Regions from separate parts of the Homo sapiens genome. Here regions 2 and 3 are each linked to region 1. Evidence: chromatin loops called from intact Hi-C (ENCODE). Cell type or tissue: endothelial cell of umbilical vein. All regions are shown on one strand. Region 1 overlaps EXD1 (exonuclease 3'-5' domain containing 1). Region 2 overlaps SPINT1 (serine peptidase inhibitor, Kunitz type 1). Region 3 overlaps DLL4 (delta like canonical Notch ligand 4).

The links. Peaks named below come from ENCODE experiments on the same cell type or tissue, not always from the same donor. Only the 100,000 strongest peaks of a DNase experiment are listed, where the experiment ranks them.
Region 2: a loop joins it to region 1, with 13 times the contacts of the local background. A loop is called at or near these places in 37 of 110 quality-filtered maps.
Region 3: a loop joins it to region 1, with 8 times the contacts of the local background. A loop is called at or near these places in 9 of 110 quality-filtered maps.

Annotation. Positions count from the first base shown.
Region 1 is chr15:41,180,182-41,188,181 of GRCh38, reverse strand. EXD1 (exonuclease 3'-5' domain containing 1) reads left to right here. Exons shown (of 12, transcript NM_001286441.2): 12 at 3,589-5,454. The coding sequence ends at 4,251. Among named protein-coding and RNA genes, the nearest start is that of EXD1, 47 kb to the left of the region's middle. RefSeq lists an enhancer at 7,476-8,000. In endothelial cell of umbilical vein, no CTCF peak of the experiment used is centred here; a DNase peak (open chromatin) is centred at 3,131.
Region 2 is chr15:40,854,591-40,862,590 of GRCh38, reverse strand. SPINT1 (serine peptidase inhibitor, Kunitz type 1) reads right to left here. Exons shown (of 11, transcript NM_003710.4): 8 at 7,902-7,952; 9 at 6,529-6,699; 10 at 6,268-6,315; 11 at 4,384-5,821. The coding sequence ends at 5,616. Among named protein-coding and RNA genes, the nearest start is that of SPINT1-AS1, 14 kb to the right of the region's middle. RefSeq lists an enhancer at 4,460-4,509. In endothelial cell of umbilical vein, CTCF peaks have their summits at 3,284 (motif pointing left) and 4,759 (motif pointing left); DNase peaks (open chromatin) are centred at 3,240 and 4,760.
Region 3 is chr15:40,938,730-40,946,729 of GRCh38, reverse strand. It overlaps DLL4 (delta like canonical Notch ligand 4), which reads right to left. Exons shown (of 11, transcript NM_019074.4): 11 at 7,657-8,000. Among named protein-coding and RNA genes, the nearest start is that of CHAC1, 11 kb to the left of the region's middle. RefSeq lists a silencer at 4,501-5,080 and enhancers at 6,371-6,430, 7,713-8,000. In endothelial cell of umbilical vein, a CTCF peak has its summit at 4,697 (motif pointing left); DNase peaks (open chromatin) are centred at 4,819, 5,139 and 6,229; H3K4me3 peaks cover 707 bases; H3K27ac peaks cover 2,914 bases.

The DNA of each region.
Region 1 (8,000 bases):
AAAAGTAGTAGAAGTAGTATATGAGACTATGGCTCACAAAGCCTAAAATATTTGCTGTTTTGTTCTTTACAGGAAAAGTTTGCCAGTTGCTGTTATAAACCACTTTTACTTATGAATATTGATGTAAAATCTTAAAATACTAGCTTTTTTTTTTTTTTTTTTTTTTGAGACGGGGTTTCGCTCTTGTTGCCCAGGCTGGAGTGAAGTGGTGTGATACCGGCTCACTACAAACTCCACCTCCTGGGTTCAGGCGATTCTCCTGCCTCAGCCTCCTGATTAGCTGGGATTACAGGCATGCACCACCCCGCCTGGCTAATTTTGTATTTTTAGTAGAGACGGGGTTACTCCATGTTGGTCAGACTGGTCTCGAACTCCTGACCTCAGGTGATCCACCCGCCTCGGCCTCCCAGAGTGCTAGATTTACAAGGCGTGAGCCACTGCACCCGGCCTAATACTAGCATTTTTTATATGAACCCTATATATGTTATTATTTTTAATGTGTCATTGGATTCTAGTTGCAAGCATGGTTCAGTGTGACAAAATCATACATTTCAGTAGAGCCAAGAAAGTGTTATGATTATCTTATAAATGCTGAATAAATTATAATACTCTACATGCATTATTGGTCAAAGTTGGAATAGATGGTAACTTTTCTAACATAATAAAACATATACAGTCATCTCTCAGCATCTGTGGGGGATTGGTTCCAACATCCCCCCATGGATACCAAAACCCATAATGCTCAAGTCCCTTATGTGAAATGTATGGATGATTATATGAAACGTATGGATGAGCCGGGTGTAGTGGCTCATGCCTGTAATCCCAGCACTTTGGGAGGCCAAGGTGGGTGGTTCACCTGAGGTCAGGAGTTCAAGACCAGCCTGGCCAACATGGTGAAACCCTGTCTCTACTAATAATACAAAAATTAGCTGGGCATGGTGGTGCATGCCTGTAATCCCAGCTACTTGGGAGGCTGAGGCAGGAGAATTGCTTGGACAGACCGGGTGTGGTGGCTCACACCTGTAATCCCAGCACTTTGGGAGGCCCAGGCGAGCGGATAACCTGAGGTCAGGAGTTTGATACCAGCCTGACCAACATAGAGAAACCATATCTCTACTAAAAATACAAAATTAGCCGGGCATGGTGGCGCATGCCTGTAATGCCAGCTACTCGGGAGGCTGAGGCAGGAGAATCGCTTGAACCTGGGAGGCGGAGGTTGCGGTGAGCTGAGATCACGCCATTGCACTCCAGCCTGGGCTCGAAACTCCATCTCAAAAAAAAAAAAAAGAAAAAAAAAAAGAATCGCTTGAACCCAGGAGGTGGAGGTTGCAGTGAGCCGAGAGTGCACCATTGTACTCCAGCCTGGGCAACAAGAGCAAAACTCCATCTCCTAAAAGAAAAAAAAAAGAAATATATGGATGAAATGTATGTCCCTTATATGAAATGTAAGGATGATTTAAAGTATAGGGGAGGATATGTATAGGTTATACGGAAATGTGCAGCAGCATTTTTTCATTTTTCACTATCATATCCTCTCCTATACTTCAAATCATTCTTAGATTACTTATAATAGCTAATACAACGTAAATGCTATGTAAATAGTTGTTATATTGCATTGTTTAGGGAATAATGACATGGAAAAAAAAGTTTGTGCATCATCATTTCAAATGCAACCATTCTTTTTTTTTCTGATTTTTTTTTTTTTTTTTTTGAGACAGAGTCTTGCTCATCACCCAGGCTGGAGTGCAGTGGTGCAATCTTGGCTCATTGCAACCTCCACCTCCTGAGTTCAAGTGATTCTCCTCCCTCAGCCTCCTGAGTAGCTGGGATTAAAAGCATGTGCTACCGTGCTCAGCTAATTTTTATATTTTTAGTAGAGATGGGGTTTGGCCATGTTGGTCAGACTGGTCTGGAAATCCTGACCTCAAGTGATCCACCCACCTCAGCCTCCCAAAGTGCTGGGATTACAGGCGTGAGCCACTTTTTCCTGACTATTGCAATCTACAGTTGGTTGAATCCATGGATGCAGAACCCATGGATATGGAAAGTATCTCAAGAGAGAAGACTGCATATTTGTTTGAGAACACTAATATCAGGAACAGTACAAAAATTGTGACTATCACCACTATTTTAGTATTTTTGAAGCTATTAGCCAGTGAAATTAGAAAATAAAATATGAGCTATGGAAATTGAAAAAAGGAATCAGAATTATGACTTGCCAGCTATACAACTAAAAACTGAAGAGAAACAACTGAAAAAGACTACCACAAACAAAAAGACAATTTATAAAGTGCCTGGGTACAAATGTAAAAATTACTAGATTTTTGATATCCATACAAGCAGCTAAAAAATATAATCGGATGCCGGGTGTGGTGGCTCATGCTTATAATCCCAGCACTTTGGGAGGCTGAGGTGGGAGGATCACTTGAGCCCAGGGATTCAAGACCAGCCTGGCCAGCATAGTGAAACCCTGTCTCTACAAAAAAATTAAATATTAGCCAGGCGTGGTGGCACACACCTGAAGTTGCAGCTCCTCTGAGTGGGGGAGGCTGACGTGGGAGGATTGCTTGAGCCCAGGAGGTGGAGATTGCAGTAAGCCATGATCACACCACTGTACTTCAGCCTGGGTGACAGAGCAAGGCCCTGTCTCAAAAAAAACCCCACAAAAATTAGCAAGGCATGGTGGCATGCACCTGTGCTTCCAGCTACCCAGGAGGCTGAGGCAGGAGGATCACTAAAGGCCAGGTGTTATAGGTTACAGTGAGCCATGATCACACCATTGCACTCCAGCCAAGGCAACAGAGCAAGACCCTGTCTAAAAAAATCAAAACAAAACAAAACAAAAAACTTCCCAAAACCTGAAAGAGATAACAAAATAAAAATTTGGAGGAAAATAAAAATGTAATCCAATGAAAAAATATGTATATGATCATACATGAGTAGACTATCTTTGGGAGATAACACAAGAAACTGCTCTAAGAAGATGTACCTGCTAACGCAGCTGAGGCCAGGCTGGAAGGGAGACTAACTTTTCCTGTATAGTCTTTATACATACGTGCATACACACAGAGACACACAGCCCTATGGATTCACTGCCTTTTCAAAATATTGAAATTACTAGAAAAATGATACTACTATAATTGAAGACACCAGAGGGTGCTATATGAACACATTTGAATAGACTCTCATTTACCAATTACCATTTGGTACAACAGAAGTGATTTCAGGCCGGGCACTATGGCTCACGACTGTAATCCCAGCACTTTGGGAGGCCGAGGCAGGTGGATCACGAGGTCAGGAGATCGAGACCATCTTGGCTAACGCAGTGAAACTCTGTCTCTACTAACAATAGAAAAAAAATTAGCTGGGCGTGGTGGCAGGCGCCTGTAGTCCCAGCTACTTGGGAGGCTGAGGCAGGAGAATGGCCTGAACCCAGGAGGCAGAGCTTGCAGTGAGCCGAGATCGTGCCACTGCACTTCAGCCTGGGCGACAGAGCGAGACTCCATCTCAAAAAAAAAAAAAAGTGATTTTAAGTACCATATTCAGAAGTTTAGTTATAATAAACTTGTGTTCGCTTTCTCTTCTTAGCCTACATGTATGGAGCTGCCAGAGGAACTGCTTCAACTCAAGGACTTCCAGAAGCAGCGCAGGGAGAAAGCTGCAAGAGAATATAGGGTGAATGCACAGGGACTCCTGATAAGGACAGTGCTACAGCCAAAGAAATTAGTGACAGAGACAGCAGGGAAAGAGGAGAAAGTCAAAGGCTTCTTATTTGGTAAAAATTTTAGGATAGATAAAGCTCCAAGTTTTACATCTCAAGACTTTCACGGGGATGTGAATTTACTGAAAGAAGAATCTTTGAATAAACAAGCTACAAATCCTCAACATCTACCTCCCACAGAGGAAGGGGAAACCAGTGAGGATTCCAGTAACAAACTCATTTGCACAAAGTCAAAGGGGTCAGAGGACCAGAGAATAACTCAGAAAGAACACTTTATGACACCCAAACATGAGTTTCAGGCAAGTTTATCTTTGAAAGAGGAGACAGAACAGTTATTGATGGTGGAAAACAAGGAAGATTTAAAATGCACAAAACAGGCTGTTTCAATGTCTTCCTTTCCTCAGGAAACCAGAGTGTCTCCAAGTGACACTTTTTATCCTATCAGAAAGACTGTGGTTTCCACACTCCCTCCCTGTCCAGCCTTGGAGAAGATCGATTCCTGGATAAGTCCTTTTCTAAATCTGCCCTAGAGATGGGCAGTTTGTTCTTAAGGCCATACAGATGGCTTATTTCCTTTGCCATCAGGGCTTTCCACAGTGCCCAGGTTTCTCATGTTGTAAATGTAGTAATGCTTCAGTCACAGGGGAAAATTATATCCTCTTGCTTACTCCTGTGTTCCTGGTATGCGGAGAATGAGAATGAATAAGTTAAATAATGGAAGAAGTATAATTTCTGATTATGTCACTGTGTAGAAATGTTCTCAGTGACCAGAGTGCATTATTTTTCATAATTTGGGTTTAGAGGATTTGAAGAAAGGAAGAATCTTGGGCTTAGTATCAGGAAGACTCCATCATTTTCAAATTTTGTTTTGCTTCTTGACTTTTGGATTCCTTTGAAGAGACCTGGTAAAACTATTAACAATTCATTTAAAAAATTGGTACCTGATAACTTTACCAGTACTTTTTTCCTTTTTATTTATTTGTTTTATTTATTTTTTTTTACCGCTCCTTGTGGAGCAGGGCTACACCATAGGCAGTGTGCCCAGAGTAACCACTTTTTTCCTTTTTAAAATATAATATTAACTTTATGTTTGAATGTTGAATGTTTTGTCTGTCTCTTAGGCAAATAATGTTATAGGAATCAATAATTTAATTTTTGTTTTATTTGTTTTTTGATGGAGTCTCACTCTGTCACCCAGGCTGGAGTGTAGTGGTGTAATCTCTGCTCACTGCAACCTCCGCCTCCCGGGTTCAAGCAATTCTCCTGCCTCAGCCTCCTGAGTAGCTGGGATTACAGGTGCGTGCCACCACGCCCGGCTAATTTTTGTATTTTTAGTAGAGATGGGGTTTCACCATGTTGGCCAGGCTGGTCTCGAACTCCTGACTGACCTTGTGGTCCACCTGCCTTTGGCTTCCAAAGTGCTGGGATTACAGGTGTGAGGCACGGTGCCCAGCCAATATCTTTATTTTAATTTGTTTTTATTTCCTTTATTTTTAGCTGGTTTTGTCCATTTTCCTAACAAAGCAGGGACCCTGGGTTTCTTTTTAGTCTGTCTGTTATATAAACTTGAAGCCTGACTCCATTCTATTTGCCTGGAGTTAGTATACTTTCTTAGGGTGAAAGGAAGGCAGCTTGTATTGAGCCTTTTAAAGTATTGAATGCTTGCAAATTGCTAACATTCTTTTGTGTAAAATAACCAATAAACCTGTTTTGTCATACTCTACTTAAAAAAACAATCTCTCACTTTTCTTAATTGGGTCAGGGTGGAAAGAAATGTCTGGATTTCTAGGTCCAGAGTCCAGTTTATAAATCTGTGATTCGACTCTGTTATTCTTTTTGCTCTTAGGAACAATCTAAGATCAGGAGCATCCTTGTCTGCACTAGTTGATTCTGACTGCCACTGAAAGAATTTTTTTGCCTTTCCGAACTCCAGAGCCCAGATCTAGTCTGAGGTTAAGATTAAGGCAGGCCTGAGGGCAGTTGGCTCAGCCCTGCAGTTGCGTTGTCTCACCTTATACTTAGATTAGAAAGTCACTTGGGGCCAAAGTAGTTACTGGTTCATCTTTGGTGAATGCATCTTCAGATTGAGCCCGGTATGTGGTCAGTCTAGGTTTACTCTGCAAAAGGCATGGATTCCTGTAAAATTCTTGAACTTCATTTAGCTTCTTATAGAACCATTCAGTTGCTGGTCTTGAACTCCTGACCTCAGGTGATCTGCAAGACCATTCAGTTACTACTCATAACATATTTACATACATGGTATAAAGTACAATTTGAAAAAAAAAAAAAAAGAAAAAAGTACAAGGTATTACCCCTCAGGCTGGGCGCAGTGGCTCACGCGTGTAATCCCAGCACTTTGGGAGGCCGAGGCAGGTGGATCACAAGGTCAGGAGTTTGAGAACAGCCTGGCCAAGACAGTGAAACCCTGTCTCTACTAAAAATACAAAAATTAGCTGGGCGTGGTGGCACTTGCCTGTAATTCCAGCTACTTGGGAGGCTAAGGCAGGAGAATCGCTTGAACCTGGGAGGCAGAGGTTGCAGTGAGCCGAGATCACACCACTGCACTCCAGCCTGGGTGACAGAGCGAGACTCCGTCTCAAAAAAAAAAAAGGATTTTTCTGCCGGGTAAGGTGGCTAATGCCTGTAATCCCAGCACTTTGGGAGGCTGAGGCAGGCGAATCACCTGAAGTCAGGAGTTGGAGACCAGCCTGGCCAACATGGTGAAACTCTGTCTCTACAAAAAATACAAAAATTAGTCAGGCGTGATAGCGCACAAGTAATCCCAGTTACTTGGGAGGCTGAGGCAGGAGAAACACTTGAACTTGAGAGGTGGAGGTTGCAATGAGCTGACATCGCACCACTGCACTCCAGCCCGGGCAACAGACTGAGACTCTGTAGCAAAAAAAAAAAAAGCCAGGCACAGTGGCTCACGTCTGTAATCCCAGCACTTTGGGAGGCTGAGGCAGGTGGATCAATTGAGGTCAGGACTTTGAGACCAGCCTGGCCAACATGGTGAAACCCTCTGTCTACTAAAAATACAAAAATTAGCCAGGTATGCTGGCAGGTGCCTGTAATCCCAACTACTCGGGAAACTGAGGTGAGAGAATCATTTGAACCAGGGAGGCGGAGGTTGCAGTGAGCCAAGATCATGCTACTGCACTCCAGTCTGGGTGACAAGAGCGAAACTCCATCTAAAAAAAAAAAAAATTAGCCCGGCGTGGTGGCGCGCACCTGTAGTCCCAGCTATTCAGGAGGCGGAGGCGGGAGAATCGCTTGAACCCGGGAGGCGGAGGTTGCAGTGAGCCAAGATTGCACCACTGGACTCCAGCCTGGGCGACAGAGCGAGATAATGTCTCAGAAAAAAAAAAGAGAAAAAAAAAGTTCTACTGGACAGTGTGTTTGATAACTACTAGACTCCCCAAACTAAATGAGCCTTTGGGCTTCATTACAGTATTCTCTCAAGTGAAACACTCATCTATACCTGAAACAGCACTTTTCTCTACATCTTAATTCTAGCCTGGAGTGCCTACCTAAATTCTGTGTGTGCGGTTACACCTTAGGATGAATTTCTGTTCTTTGCTAGATAAAGTCCAAAAAAATTCCTGTTAACGCAAGACCTGTTGCTAGTGCTGTGCGCCATTGCCCAGATTTCTTGTCTACATTTTGGGAAATCCTGCATTTTTGTCTCGAACCACTGTTGAGTTCTTTACTTACTCTGTATTTTCCTAGTCTGAGAAGTCATAAACCATGCTTCCCAAACTCTTGGAGTCTTGCTCTAGTCTACCACTAATTTTCTGTATCTCCTCTACTCGGCTGACTTTTCTGTACATAACCTATAATTAGCGACTCACAAGTAATCTGACCCTTTTAGTATTGGAATAAGGAAAGGAGGTTAAATGACCACCCTGGACAAAAATGCAGCACTGAAAACAGAACCAGTGTTTCTTGGCTTCTTGTCCCATTCAGCGTTCTTTCAGCTATAGTACGAAAAGTCACTGCAGCGGCTTTGCCCCTATCTGTCTAAGAGCTTGATAAATTATGGCACAATAGAACTTTAATTCCCTATAAGCATCTTATTGTTTTGAGACAATGCATGTCCCAGCAGCAAGCTGAGATGAGGCCTGGGGTAAACTAGGGTGCCTGGGTGCAATTGACTCCCTATGAGTCAGCCAGGTAATTTGTCAAAAGGGTATTTATTTTAAAAGTAACACAAATAACTTACAGAAAATTTAGAAAATAAGAGAAAAAATAACTACAACCCTACTTTATACAATCCTTC
Region 2 (8,000 bases), 330 kb after region 1:
AATTGTATCAGTGAGAGACAACACTATGGTCATTTGGGTTAACACCCTTTTTTAGTTTTTTTTTTTTTTTTCCTAAACATGTAGCCTTGAAAAAACCACCACAACAAAAAACTCCACTACAAGCGGTGTCTTTATTTCTTCCCCAGTCTGTTTTCTTAGTCTCCCTGGTTCTGGGCTCCTCTGATACAAACTCTGGGAGCCACTGCAGGTGGGGAAGGAGAGGCAAGCCCTCAGAGAGCCTGTGGGAAGGCTTAGGAAACCCCCGGGCTTCCGGGTTTAGGACTTCCAGGTGGAGCTATTAACAAGAATCTCTCCCCGGGGGAGCTTAAAGGTACCTTCCCAGGCTTTAGTCCTGCTGTGGTTGGGTGGGGAAGGGAGTGGTCTTGTGCAATAGGGCAAACCACTCCTCATTCAGGGCTGTTTATTTTAGTGGGCAGGGATGGGTTTGGGAGAAACCACCCAGTTTTTGTGAGTGTTTACCTGAACTGTTGGGACCAATAAATTTTGGAGACAACTACCCAATATAGGGAAGGCAAGATGCGTTGTAAGGGACAAGATGCTGGGGGTTCTAGGCCGGGCGTGGTGGCTCACGCCTATAATCCTAGCACTTTGGGAGGCCGAGGAGGGCGGATGACCTGAGATCAGGAGTTCGAGACCAGCCTGACCAACATTGATAAACCCCATCTCTACTAAAAAATACAAAAATTATCTGGGCGTAGTGGCACATGCCTGTAATTCCAGCTACTCTGGAGGCTGAGGCTGAGGCAGGAGAATTGCTAGAACCCGATAGGCCGAGGTTGCAGTGAACCTAGATTGTGCCATTGCACTCCAGCCTGAGCAACAAAAGCGAAACTCTGTCTCAGAAAAAAAAAAAAAAGATGCTGGGGGTTCCAGAGGCGAATGCCTAGAAGTCCCAGGCAAGCACCTAATGCTGGGTGGGGTGGGGGAGGACTGTGAATGGGTTAATGCCTGCCCAGCTAAAGAGGACCCTGAACTCTGTGCCTGGATTGCTAGGTCCCCAGAGTTCTCACAAGAAGCTAGCAATATGGATTTTTTTTTTCAATGAAGACTTCTGACTCCTTAAATGTTGGCAACTAAATTAAAGAAACTAAACGATTGTTTGAGTCAAAGCATGATTGTAGGCTGCCAGTGTGCAACCTTTGACTAGCCTTCACCAGAGATCTGCTATGTGCTTCACACAGGTTCCCTCGCCTAATTTACTTGGTGTTGCTTCCTCCCTCTGTCCCTCTCCCTGTGCTGTGACCTCTGGTGATGTAGCCTGCTTATCTGCCCACTCCTTTTTTTTTTTTTTTTTTTTTTGAGATGGAGTCTTGCTCTGTTGCCCAGGTTGGAGTTCAGTGGCATGATCTCAGCTCACTGCAAACTCTGCCTCCCGGGTTCAAGCAATTCTCTTGCCTCAGCCTCCCGAGTAGCTGGGATTACAGGCATGTGCCACCATGCTCAGCTAATTTTGTACTTTTAGTAGAGACGGGGTTTCTCCATGTTGGTCAGGCTTGTCTCGAACTCCCAACCTCTGGTAATCCACCCACCTTGGCCTCCCAAAGTGCTGGGATTACAGGCATGAGCCACCGCGCCCGGCCCACTCTTTAAAGTTCAGATCACTCCTTTCCCCTGCTTAAATCCCCTCCACCCACCAAACTCCCAGCTTCCACCTCCCTGCTTCCAAACTGAGCAGCTTGTGATTCCCAAACAAAACCCAGGATCTCCACTGCCCAGCTTTTGCTCAGTGTGATTTTGTTATGCATGGAACACCCACACCCATCTGCTCATCTTATTTTTTTCCAATCTTTTTTTATTGTGATAAAATACATATAATGTAAAATTTACTATCTTAACCATTTTAAAGTATATGGTTTAGTGGCACTAAGTACATTCACATTGTTGTGCAACCATCACCACCATCCATCTCCTGAGCCTTTTCCTTTTACAAAACTGGAACTCTGTACCCATTAAGCAATAATTCTCTATTTTCCTTTTCCCAGCAACCATCATTCTACTGTCTCTTTGATTTTGACTACTCTAAGCATTTCAGATGAGTAGAATCATACTTGTCTTTTTGTGACTGGCTGATTTCACTTAGCATAATATAGATGTCCTGAAGGTTCATCTGTGTTGTAGCATATGTTAGAACATCCTTTTTAAGGCTGAATATTATTCCACCGTGTATATTGTGTGTACTCCATTTTGCTTATCCATTCATCTGTTGATAGGCACTCAGGTTGATTCCATGTTTTAGCTATTGTGAATAATGCTATGTACATACGTGTGCAAGAATCTCTTGGAGACCCCTACTCACCTAGTTTTTTTTTTAATTTAATTTTATTTTTTTAAGATGGAGTCTCACTCTGTCACCCAGGCTGGAGTGCAGTGGTGCCATCTTGGTTCACTACAACCTCCACTTCCCGGGTTCAAGTGATTCTCCTGCCTCAACCTCCCAAGTAGCTGGGATTATAGGTGTGTGCCACCACACCCGGCTAATTTTTGTATTTTTAGTAGAGACGGGGTTTCACCATGTTGGCCAGGCTGGTCTCGAACTCCTGACCTCAAGTGATCCACCCACCTCGGCCTCCCAAACTGCTGGAATTACAGGTGTGAGCCACCGTGCAGGGCCACTCACCTGATGTTAGACTTTCTCCACGAAGTCACTTATTAACCTTAATCTCCTCCACTTGACCGGCCTCTGTTTTGTTCCAGCAGCCATTTTTCAGATACCTGGTACGCACAAGCAGGGCCCAGCTTGGGAGACGCTAGGATAACTAAGACCTGGTCAGCGCCCTGAGGAGTCTTGTCTGGATAAAGGGAGACACACACTAGCTTGGACTTATGCGTGCAGCGGAGCTGTGTAGAGCAGGAGTGCGTGGAGAGGGCAGCAATGAACTTTGGCTGGAGAGCCAGAGAAAGCTTCGTGAGCTGGAACACGGGGTAAAGTAGGAGCTTTCCAGGGCGGAGGGGACTTCTGAAGTGGAGGAAACTGCCTGTTCAGGACATGGAGGTAGGGATCAAAGTTCTGAGTCATGTGGGTGGGCACAGAGCAGAGGATGGCTGGGGCGGTCTCAGGGATAAGGAGAAGTTTGGGGACCAGACTGTTTTGTCACCGTATCTGCATCCCTGCAGCCTGCACGCCAGAGTGTAAGCGCCAGGAGAGCAGGAGCTGTGTCTTGGCGTTCATTGCTCCACTCCTGTCACCTGCCTGAGACTGAGTCCTCACATCCTTGCAGGAAGAACACGGCATCCAGTCATAGTCACAGCGCCCCCTAGTGACCCCCGAGAGCTCCCACCTCCTCGGGCACTCCCTCTGCACATGCAAGCAGCTGTTACTAGGGGTGGCCCTTTGCCTGGCATCCTCTCACTTGATGTCTATCCCTCCCTGAGAGGATGTTCACTTCAGGCCAACAAACCCTTATTAAATACTTGCTCTGTGTTGATCACTGTTCTGGACACTAGGGTAGAGTCTGAGAACCAACTGATAATGGGGGTTGTTCCCAGTAGGGATCAAGTCCGTTTTGAGCCTCGAAGGATGGACGAGTGTCAGAGTAGGGGGTTAGAAGGGAAAACACGGTGCCCTATGAAGTGGAACAATGGGGATGAGCCCCACCCCCTGCCGCTTACTCAACATTTACTAAACTACGATTTACCAAGGTCACAGAGGGAGCATGGGGTGCCGGGAACCCAGACACAACTGGATGCCATCTGCGGCTCTGGGATCTCACAATCCGGCAAGAAGACAGGCAGTAAAGGAAATAAGAGGTGCTCTGGGCTCAGGGTGGTGTTAGCAGACACAGGGGTGTGAGGCAGGGAGTGTCCACCACCTGCAGTTGTGTGGGAGGGTTTTGAGCTTAGGCTGAGGCGTGCAAAATGGGGAGGTGGTCCATGAGAGCACGAGTCCAAAACCAGGTGTTATCCATCAAAACGAGGCCTGTCCCGGCGTGCTAAGAAGGTTCTGCTTCTTGATCTGGGTGCCTGCCTCAGAGGTGTGTGTCATTATGGAAATTCACTGAGCTATACACTTATAACTTCATATATGTACATTCATGGTAGTTGTACTTGCTTAAAATTTGCTTTTAAGTCCCCCCCCACCCCCACCAACCCCGATACCTCTTTTGTAAGACTAAACTCTGGGGATCCAGTCCAATCTCAGCTCTAGGGCCTTGGGGAGGAAATTTCAATGAATTAGTTTCTTCACCTGTAAAATGCGGATGATTGTATTGTCATCACAAGGGCTGTGTGCAGCGCCAGCAACTCGAGATACGTAAAGCATTTAAATAGTGCTTCCTCTGCCCCTCTCAGCAGTATCAAATTTCTAATGATTGGCAGTGTCTGGCACAGAGGAGCTCAATGTAATTCACTGAATAAACGAACGAATGAGCTCAAAGTATGATTTTTTTTTTTTTTTGGCACCGGGAGGTAGCTTGAACAAATGCAGGGGTGTGGGTTGGAGTGGCGTGTCTCTACTAAAGGCTCCTGGGAAGGAGCTCAGAGCCTGGTTGGGGGTGCTGCACTCCAGCGCAGAAGCCAGGGCTTCTGTTGGGAGGGAGACAGCTAGTCACCTGGGCCCTAACATGGAGGTAGGAGCCAAGGTGCCTGTGCACCCCTAACCCCAACCTCCAAATGAGCAGAATTGTGGAGAGCTCAACCACTCAACAGGCTTGTGGAGAGGCTCACACCAGGAAGAAATGCTACACAGCAGCACTGCAGCCTCCCCACACTCGTGGCTCCCGTGGCCCGCTCACTCCTCCCCTCTGGTGGTCAAACATGGCACTGCTCTCCAAAGTCAGGGGCCAGGCCAGTTTCGAGAGAGACGATGGGAAAACCTGCTCAACAGGGTGGCTGAAGCCTGAACCAGCTGAACAGGACGGTCCCATCACCCCCCAGCAACCTAGTCCCTCTCCTGGCCCACAGAACAGAGCCAGAAACTCCACAAACCACTTTTATTACCCAGTGGGCGGGCTGGGCTGTGATGTTGGAGAACCTTGGGGGTGGGGGCTGCGGAATGCAGCTGAGCTTCTCCTGGCTCTGTCTGCTGGTCTAGGCCAGGGTGGGGCTGATCAAGGGCAGAGAGCTCAATCTTGGGGGAAGAGGAAGAGAGGATAGAGAGGCCAAACAGGCCTCTTCCCCTCCTCTTCACCCATGCCACAGCATTAAATAAACAAAAAGCAACTCTTTACAGCACAAACTACACAGGGAAGTCCTTCCTCCCAGCCCTGGGCGCACAGCATGGAAGAGGAGCTCGGGAGGACAGGGTTGGGGCCTCCAGGGTCTGACACCACCCCACTCCTCTTCCTAGCACCATGGGGTAGGGACAGGCAGCTTTGAACAGAGGAAACAAAACTCCAACTTCCTCCAAACTCCTATGCAGGCAGGTCCATCTAGTCTGGTACTTCTGGCCCAAGGGTTTTCTGCTCCTTCCAAACCTTTGAGCTTTCTCAGGACGTGAGCTTAGCTGAGACTTCTCCAAGAGGGGCTGGAGCCCTGGTCTCTGAGGCACAGTGGGCCTGGGAAACAGGCAAGAGTCTGGTTCCAAAGTTTTTCCCAGCCCAGGCCTCTGCCTTGGCAAGCAGGAAGCAGGGCCAGGTGAGAGCCGGTGAGACCCAGGCTCAGAGGGGCCGCGTGGTGTGGTTATAGACCAGGTGCTCCGTGTCCTCGGTAGTGGAGACAGTGGAGCTGGCAGGGGTGGGTGGTGGGTGGTGGTGGTGTCCGTGGAAGTCCTTTCTCTGGTTCTTGAAGAAGCAGTAACCCAAGATGGCTACCACCACCACAATGCAGATGACCAGGAACACTGCGACAGCCATCTCCACAGAGCCTGGGGGAAGAAGGGGTAGAATAAGGGGCTCCCAGGGCCTGCCTGGTTCTGACACCCACCCCCAATCTATGGAAGAGACCAAGTCAAATGGATGCCAGGTATGGAAGGACATGGGCACCCGACTCAGACCTCCCACATATGAACAGCTGAACAGCTCTGTCCAGGAGCTCAGAGGAACTCTGGTGGGCCTCAGGTCTCAGCTCAAGTCGCTCTCCTTGCAGTTAACTTGGGGGAAGCCTGGGACGCTGCTGACAGACATCGGCACGCACTTTACTGTACTCCCTCCCTCGTGTGTGGCAGGCATCCCCATTTGATTACGGTACTCTGTCTCTATAGGCCACCTTGGCATCCTTCTCAACACAGGTTAGGCTGTCACAACAGGTGGAGTTGATCCGTGAGTTGATACCTACATGCTAACCTCAGTTACAGGACAGATCAGGGCTTACCTGTGCTGGGAATGGGGATTTCCCGCCTCAGGCCAAACACATCCTTCTCTGCAGAATGATGAGGGGAAAGACCAGTCAGTACTGAGGGCTCAGAGACTCAGCTGCTCCCCAGTGCCCCAGACCTCACACTGGCATCCTCTCCCACTCCTACTCCAGGCGCTCTGAGGATGGAGGGGTGACTCCCAAAGGCCTGGGGACAGAGTGGAGGCCACTGGCTAAGCCTTCCCCCATACATGCCCACCCTCTCACTGGCCCACTCACTGGAGATGCCGCGACAAGACTCGAGGCACTGCTGCTCTTCCTCAAAGTTGTTCTTGTTGCCGTAACAACCACCATAGGTAAAGCGGGCGCAGTGTTCGCTGAAGGGGTTGTAGTACCAGCGCGGGATGCTCTCCTTGCAGAGTCCTGTGTCTGGCAGGTCCACGCAGTGCCCTGGGGGGTATGGGGTAGGCTATGGTGAGCGAGTCCATGGCCTCCCTGCCACCTTCTGCTAGGCTCCACGTGGCTGCTGCCCAGCACCTCCCCACCTGCCATGGCTCAGGGAGGGCCTGAGAGGCCCCAAAACACCTGGCCCAGCTGCAGTGGTGCCAGAAAAGGGAAGACAAACCCTGGACAATAACTGTAGGCACAAAAGTAAACTACGCCGACTCATAGTTATTTCAATTTTCTTTCAGCTTTTCTGACTGGGTCACGGTCTCAGTTTTCCAACACTGGGTGGTTTACCTCTTTTTTTTAAAGACAGTGTCTCGCTATGTTGCCCAGGTTGGCCTCAAATTCCTAGGCCAAGCGATCCTCCCACCTCAGCCTCCCTAGTAGCTGGGATTCCAGGTGTAAGCCACCACGCCTGGCTGGTTTACCTTTCTTAAAAAAGAGGATGGGCCTCAGGGTCTGAGCCTTGGCAGGCAAGCAACTAGCTAGAGCTTATTATTATTATTATTGTTTTGAGACAGGGTCTCACTCTGTTGCCCAGGCTGAGGTGCAGTGGTTCCATCTCAACTGACTGCAGTCTCTACCTCCCAGGTTCAAGTGATCCTCCTACCTCAGCCTTCTGAGTAGCTGGGAGTACAGGAACGCGCAACCACATCCGGCTAATTTTTGTATTTTTTGTAGAGATGGGGTTTTGCCATATTGCCCACGCTGGTCTTGAACTCCTGAGCTCAAGCAATCTGCCAGCCTCGGCCTCTCAAAGCGCTGGGATTATAAGTGTGAGCCACCACGCCTGGCAAGCTAAAACTTACTGTTTTATTATATTTATTTGTGTTGTTTTTCAATGTTTGGCAAGTAATAGTGGCTTCCCATTTATGGTAGTGATGTGAAAGTTCCTTTTTAATATATTACATTTAAAAAGTAACTGATTAAGTAAATAAGATCTGAGCAATATGTGGTGGACATGGCTGAAGTTATGAAGGTGTTCGGAGAATGAGTGATGCCTGGAAAACACAGAGCCACAGAAGAAAGCCCAAGAGCCAGCCAGGGAAGAAGCTGAGCCATCTGGAGAACGGGGAGCCCACCCTGGCTCTTTGTGCCCACAGGCCCGTACACCCAGCAGGCCCCTCAGGCACTGCTGGATGGAAATAGTGAGGATGGCAGTGTCAGCGTCTGCCCTGATCCAGGGCACCTGGGGAGGATCTCACCTTTGTCACTGGGGAAATGGATGCGCTGGAGCTCGTCAAAGCCACTCGTGTCTGCAGAGAGGAAAGGTCAGAGTCTCAGACCCAACAAGGGTCTCCCAG
Region 3 (8,000 bases), 240 kb after region 1:
ACATGCCTGTAATCCCAGCTAGCTACTCAGGAGGCTGAGGCAGGAGAATCACTTGAACCTGGGAGGCAGAGGTTGCAGTGAGCCAAGATCGTGCCATTGCACTCCAGCCTGGGTGAGAGAGCGAGACTCAATCTCAAAAAAAAAAAAAAAAAAAAAACCAGAGGAAAAAAAAATGCACCAAAACCTAAAGCAGCAGTTTTATGTAAACATTCAAGAGTTTGCATCATTAATATAATTGTTGAGCCACTTATAATTTGGGCAAAACTGTACGTACGTAGAGATTCAGTTGTCAATTTTAAAAATGTGGTCTCTCTGTGATCATAAAAAAAAAGAAGAAAAGAAAAGCCTTCCCAGACATTGCCTCTAAGTTCACCTTGCTCAGATTTGAGCTCAGCTCCACCACGTACCAGCTGAGTGACCCTAGGCACGGTGTCTTTAGTTCTTGGTTTTCTCAACTGTAAAGAGGGAATAGGTAATAGAATTGACCTTGCAGGGTCTGAAAAAGATTGAAAGAAATAATACCGTAGGCAGTACCCGTCACATAGGAACACTCAGCAAATGTTGACTTCTTATTCTCTTTACTTCAGACAATTTCACTTTCCGTTTCATTCAAGGCAGAGCCATAAGTGAACCTCTCATTCTGAAATAGCTCAGAACAAAGTCAGGAGGGAGTGATCAAGGTAAGCATTTTAGGATCAGTAGAGGAAATCTCCAGCTATCTCACTCTCCATCCTCGCCATGCAATTCACAGATTGTTCTAGCAAGTAGGGTGCCAAAGAAATGTGGAGTGTTTTGAGACAGGGTCTTGCTCTGTCATCCAGGCAACTGAAGTGTCTCAATCTCGGCTCACTGCAGCCTCAACCTCCCGGGCTCAAGTGATTCTCCCATCTCAGCCTCCTGAGTAGCTGGGACTACAGGCACGTGCCACCATCCAGCTAATTTTTGTTGTTGTTGTTAGAGACTGGGTTTTGTCATGTTTCCCAGGCTGGTCTCAAACTTCTGCGCTCAAGTGATCCGTCCACCTTGGCCTTCCAAAGTGATGGGATTACAGGTGTGAGCCACTGCATCCGGCTGTGTTTTTTGTTTGTTTGACACAGGGTCTCACTCTGTCCCCCAGGCAGGAGTGTAGTGGCACGATCATGGCTTACTGCAGCCTTGATCTCCTGGGTTCAAGCGATCCTCTCACTTCAGCCTCCCAAGTGGCTGAGACCTGCAGGTATGCACCACCATGCCCAGTTAATTGTTTTTGTTTGTTTTTGAGACAGGATCTAGCTCTGTCACCCAGGCTGGAGTGCAATGGCACAATCTCAGCTCACTGCAGCCTCTGTCTCCCAGGCTCAAGCAATCCTCTCACCTCAGCCTACTGATTAGCTGGGACTACAGGTGCATCCCACAACACCCGGCTAATTGTTTTGTATTTTTATAGAGATGGGGTCTCCCCATGTTGCCCAGGCTGGTCTTGAACTCCTGGCCTCAAGCGATCCACCTGCCTTGGCCTCCCAAAGTGCTGGGATTATAGGTGTGAGCCATCGTGCCCAGCCAAGGCATGTTTCTAAGAGACAGAATGGGTAATGGTCTTACCCAAGCACACTATTAGCAGAACAAACATCCTATTGACAGAACAAACAGTTGCTTGAGCCAAGAGAGATTTTCTGTGTATGCATAGGGTGAAGGTGCTAAAATAAATAAATTAGTAAATAATCCACCATCTATGAGGAACCATACCTCCCACGGACCTCTGAGAGGTAAGTGTGTCTGCAGGTCTTCAGGTCTTGTGCGAAGAGGACCTAGGTCCCACCGACATTCTGGCCAAAGGAGGGGCAGATGGAGTAGTGGATCCCTGCATACAGTCCTCCTCAGAAGAGGGAGAGACAGTCCCAGGCAGCTGTTCTGCAGGGCGTACCAGCCAAACCCAGGGCCAAGTGGGGAAGGCTGCTTGGCCATTGGTCCACGAAAGCAGGGACTGTAAAGATTCACTCATATCCTAGCAAAAGGGTGCCTGGGATGGCGGAAAAACCTGGCTTTCTGCCCATTTTCTAGCCTCCAAGGAGGTGGAGAGGTCCGGCTGACCAGGCACCTCTGGGGTGGCCGGTATTCCAGTTATCCAGAGCTCAGTCCTCGTCTACCTGGAAGGAAAGAAGCTGGGGTTCCAACAGAGGACTGGTGGGTGGTGCTCCCAATTCCAAGGAGACAGAAAAGTACAATTTGTGGGGACAGGAAGCAACCCATTGCAGGGCTGAGGAGAAGCTGTAGTGGGGAGCATTTCAGTGGGGCGACAGGGCTGTAAAGAGAGGAGATCCACAGGGTTGGGGTGAGCCTCAGATCTCATGGAAATGCTGTGGTGTAGTGGGACCTGGCTCTAGAAGAGAAGCCTCAGAAAACCTACATTGTGGAGAAGTCAAGGTGCTCACAAGGGGCCTGGGTGGTGGTGTAGATTCTGCGGCCCACAGGGAGCCAAGGCAGTGAAGCCCTTTAAATGAATGAGAGCAACTGGGATCCCTTCTTCCCTAGGGCCCACTGCTAATAGAATGGAGAATGTCCAGGGCCTTTCAGATCTCCTCTACCAGAGAGACAGAAGAGGAAGCGCTGAGGATGGCAGTTGCTGGTATAGGAATGAAACGGAACAGACTGGGCTTAGTACCATGAGCCTTGCCCCAACACCTGCCACTGTGGGAAAAGGACAGCAATCCTCCAACAAGTCAAATGGCCAGTGCCGGTGTGCAAAACCCCAAGCCTCACCAGGAGGAGGGGTCACTAGAGACAGACAGGCTAGCCATGCCTGGCAGGGCTGTGGCTCTACCCTGCAGGGGGTGCCATGACACGGGGCACTTCTGCGCCAGAGCCGACCTGTTGCTAAATCCGGATTCCTGTGATGCTGGTTACCATCATGAGGGTCTGGCTGTAGACTCACTTGGCTTCTTGGGCCCTGCGTCCTGGCCTCAGAGAAACTTTGGGGATGAAGGAAATAAGCTGAGCCCACTCTTGACCAGAGTGTTAAGGGGTACCATGCCCCAGAGACCAGAGAAAGGTGGTAAAAAGTCACTTGTGGCAGATCTCCAAAGGGAAGGTGACTCTTAAGGACTTGGGGGTCCTGCTGCCCCTTCCCACAGCAAGGGCCTCCCTTCTACCTCTGCCTACATCAGAGGAGGTTGACGTAGATTAGTGATGCTCCTGGAAGGCAGGAGCACATGGAAGTGATGGTGACGGAAACCTGTGATCTCAGCTGCCTTGCTTGGTCCTAGGGCTACTGCTGGTGTAACAGTAGGTAGTAGACAGGCATAAGCAGCAAAGGAGAGGGCCCTCGACCCCCATCAGGAATCTCAGGCAACCGTCAGGTGATGGTCAGGTGGTTGTTACCCTGTCTCTCTAAAATAACAATTGTTGCAGCCCGCACCGGGGAAAGGCAGTCTCTGAATAGAGAGGAACACCTGAAACTGATCAGCAGCTTCCCGACAAGATCTCAGGAGGTGGGCAAGTGGGCTCAAGCGATTACACTAGGAGGCAAAATGGCGGAGCTCAAGTGGTATCTGACCTTCCTCTAGGAATGCTCGAGTATTGAGGGAAAAATGCCTCAGGTGAGCATGTGCACAACTCCAGTAAGCACACTGCACACGCGACCCCTCCCAAGAGCTGGCAGGCCTCAGGCATGCGGACCGCCCATCCTCAGGGAAGAACCAGGGAGGGGGGATGCACGCCAACATAGAAAACCCCAAATCAGAGTTCAAACGCGCACTTGAATCTCTCAAGTCGCCCACTTGACCCTCTTCCAAGTGTACTTTACTTCCTTTTGTTCCTGCTCTAATACGTTGTAATAAACTTTCACTCCTGCTCTAAAAATTGCCCCAGTCTCTCCTTCTGCCTTATGCCCCTTGGTGGAACTCTTTCTTCTCAGGAGGCAAGAACTGAGGTTGCCGCAGACCCCCACGGACTGGATGCTGCTAACACTGGGACTATCCTGCTAGACCCCAACCTCCCTAGGTCCCACCCCGCTGATGCGGGCCGGAGCAGTGGGAGCTCCAGAAAGTGGCTCACTTAGAGATGCGTGAGGAGGATTAACCCACCAGCAGAGGTTACAACACTGCTCACAAACGCTTCCATACATCCTCATTTCAACCCCCCTAGCAACGCCTAACAGGCATTACCCGCAGAGAGGTTAAGGATAAGCAGCTAGATAGTTAGCAGGGAGGTTAAGGATAAGCAGCTAGATAGTTAGCGGCCCTGGGCAGACAGCAAGTCCTGCCTCCAATGCTAATCAGTGTTGAAGGAATGAAGTAGATGGACTTGTCCCAGAGCACCCGGCAATGAGGGGTGGCGCTGGAAGGGAGCTCCAGCCCCATAACTCACACCGGTGTCCGGCCCTCCTCGACCCCATTCTCTTCCCTTGAGGATGTCTCTGGACCAGGATGGCCGGAGGCCTGTTGGGTGGCGAGGGGGACTGGCTGCTGCGACGGCGGGGGCAGGGGAAAGGGCCTGTTCCCCAGGACACTGGGAGGATATTTGGGGGAAAGCCCCGCACTGGGTTCTCCCCATTTTGCCCGCTCGGCTTAGGGGCTCGGAGCCCGGAGGGAGCTCGGGCGTCTGGCCGCCCCCTGCCGCCTTCGTCCCATCGGCCCCGAACGGAGAAAGGGCGGCCCCAGAGAGCCTCCCGGGGTCGGCGGCCCCTCCCGCGCGCAGCCCCGACGGCCGCGCAGCGCCCTCTAGTGCCGGGCAGCGGGGCCCGCGCGGTCCAGCCCGCCTGCCCGCCCGCGGCTCCGCTTCCCGCGGCCGCGGCCGGAGCGAGATTGGGGAGGCAGGAGGCGGAGCCGAGCGGGCGGGGGAGCCTCCGAGAAGCTCGCGGCCTTCGGCGGCTTCCCGGCCCGGGAAGTGAGCCGGGTCGGCTGCCGCAAACAGGAAGTCGGGCTGTAACAAAGAGCGCGGGGGGCGGGGAGCCGCGGGAGCTGCGGGGCACGGCGGCGGCAGGTGGAGGGCTGACCCGGGCGGGCAGGCGCACCTGCCCCTTCCGCCGCCGCGCAGGCCTCGGGGCGCCCTGGGCGCGAGGGAGGGCGCAGCCGCCCAGGGAAGGCCGCTGGGACCTCGCAGGCGCATCCCCGCCCGAGGAAGGGACAGTCACAGTTCCCCCAGTGAATCATTTCCACCCCCTTCCCGGAATGCAGCAAGCCACGTGGGGCGGAGGGCTGGGGCCGCTGATCCTGTGGATCCAGAGGGAGAGGCTGGGAGAGCTGCGGCGAGGGAAGCTACGGAGAGCTCTGTGGGTCCCAGTCAAGAGATGGAGCATCCACACCACCGTGGTTTAGTCTGGTGGCCTTTTCTAGCCTGGGATGGGGGAGGTGGGAGCCACTGTCCTTTTTTCCCTACCCCCTGACCAGGCTGACCCTGGCCCTGAGGCAGGAGAGGAACCCTGGCTGAGCAAGCAGGATAAAGTCATTTCTCCTTCTGCACAACCCCTCCCTGACTCTACCAGCCGAGGGGCCCTGGAAAAGCAGCTGTCCTCAGGTCACCGTGGGGTCAAATTGATTCTCCAGGCAGGGCACTGGCTCCAGGCTGTTAAGGAACTACTAAACTCCGAATTCCCTGGTGAAATACCCATGCAAATTAAAGGTGGGCATTTGCTAACCTGTGGAAGGCACCTCACAGTGAGTCTAGAACCATTATCTGGCCTCCTTTCTGCCAAGCCTAGGAAATCTCCTGTACCCCAGGACACTCAAGTGATCATGAGGGTCTTGGGTGCCTTACCTATCAGAAGGGGCTGGACTCTCAGGAAATCCTGGGGAGAAGGGGCTTCCTCCGCTGTGGCCTGTTTACACCCCAAGTGCCTGCCCAGCTTGTGGGATGTTGTTAAAGGTGGAGCCTGGCATGAGCTGCAGGTCGGAGCTGCCCAGACCAAGTTCCCCACGGGTCCCCACTTTCCCCAGAAAGCCAGCTTTTTTGGTGGGCTCTCCAGCTCCCCATCTAGTGCATCAGAGCAGCTGTGAGCTTTGCCAGCCAACTCCTCTCCGGGGCTCTTCTCTGCGAGTCTGGCAGCCTGTGCAGCCCGTCACAGCCTGGTGTTGTGGACGTGCAGGGCTGCGGGTGTCCTACCTGTCCCCCACATGGGAGCCTCGTCATCTTGCCTTCGTGTCCCAGCCCAGTTCCCCCCTCCCGTACACCCCTAGGGCCTGGGAGCTGCTTTCCTGTTTCATTTTGGGCAGGAAGAGTGAGGTCGTGTTGTTCTTCCCCCTGCTGCCGGCTCAGGCTGTGGGAACGGTTCCCTGAATGCTTTCCTGTTTGATACCCTGTGTGTACAGTGAAGGGAACAGGGAGCGATGAGTGAGGCGTGGAGCGTGTGCGTGCTCCTGTGTCTCTGGCATAAGCACCCAGGTCTGGGGTGGGCATGGTGTGTCTGTGTCAAGGAGAGAGGAAAAAAGGGAGGGCAAGTAGCACTCCAAACCCTTGGACTCCATTAGGAGCAGGGCATCTAATGGGTCTATTTTGCTTTACTGTGGACAGGCTGAGAGCTGGGAGCATCTGCTCAGCTTTTTGTCAGTGGCTCATTTTTTCATAATTTGCTCTCCATGGAGGAGCATATTTTCGGCTATAGAGAGGGCTGTGGCACCCTAGGGACTATCCTGTGCCTTAGAGGAAGCTAGGCATGAAACTCCTAGTGAGACTGGAAACCCCCTCATTAGTGCCTCAGCAAGAGAAACCTGGACTCAGGGAAGGCTACCTCCTCCTCCCCTTTCTCCCTGTCTTTGCAGTCTTCAATAAATTCTAGCAGCCCTGGGCAGACAAGGTGCTCAGACTCTCAGCGCTCTTGTCTGCTACAAAGAGGAAAAACAAGGCAAACCTCCCTCCTGCCCTGTCTCCTGAGACCTGTACCCTGCTGGGGCTAAGAAAAGAGCCAGGCACCCTGCAACAGCAGGAGGAAGGACTCAGATGTCACCAGGGTGCAGAGGCCCTATCCCATCCACCGACGAGAGAATGCTTTTTTTTTTTTTTTTTTTTTTGAGATGGAGTCTCGCTCTGTCGCCCAGGCTGGAGTGCAGTTGCGCTATCTTGGCTCACTGCAAGCTCCACCTCCTGGGTTCATGCCATTCTCCTGCCTCAGCCTCCCGAGTAGCTGGGACTACAGGCACCCGCCACCACACTGGGCTAATTTTTTGTATTTTTAGTAGAGACGGGGTTTCACCCTATTAGCCAGGATGGTCTCGATCTCTTGACCTCGTGATCTGCCCGCCTTGACCTCCCAAAGTGCTGGGATTATAGGCGTGAGCCACCGCTCCCGGCCAAGAGAATCCTTTTGAATATGAGAAAAACAGGCAGAACTAGGGAGCCCCATAAGCTTTTTCAGGCTTGAAGAGAGGAAGGAAGAAGTGATTCAGGTCAGGAGGAACATGCCCCAGGAATGGTGAGGGCATAAAGAGGGAAGGGGGCACTGTACCAACTCAAAGTCAGCAGGCAAGGAAGGCTGGCTGAGGCTGGGGACTAGATGGGTGAGGCTCGGCTCCTCAACGAATGGAAGAAGACAAGGGCCTGGGGTACGACATGCCAAATCCAAGTGTCTGCACGGGTCCCAGGGGTTCCGGCGGGGCACATGGCAGCAGTAGAAGGGAGTTTAGAGTTTTTTGGGTGAGAGGGCAGGGGTACCATCACAAAGACAGGACCCAATAAGTAATAAACTCCTGTACACATCTGTTTCATATTATAAATACACATTATATACAAAATAATGTTATAAAATGTAGAAAGGTCAGTGCTTCTGATTCTTAAATTATTGAAATACTAGACTCCAAAATAAACTACAAAAAAAAAAAAAAAAACAAAATAAAAACTCATATTATTGATTTCTGAAGACCAGCTTTGAGGGTGGTCTGGGGCAGTAGTGGACCAGAGCCCAGGCTCGAGGTTGTGGAGATGGGCTTGAGGGAGGAAAGGGCCCAGGCGGCCGCAGCACCTGATTTCCCCCTCAGTGGAATTTCCAACACACTGCCCTGAGTGCCCCAGTTAGGCCTGGCACCCTTGGC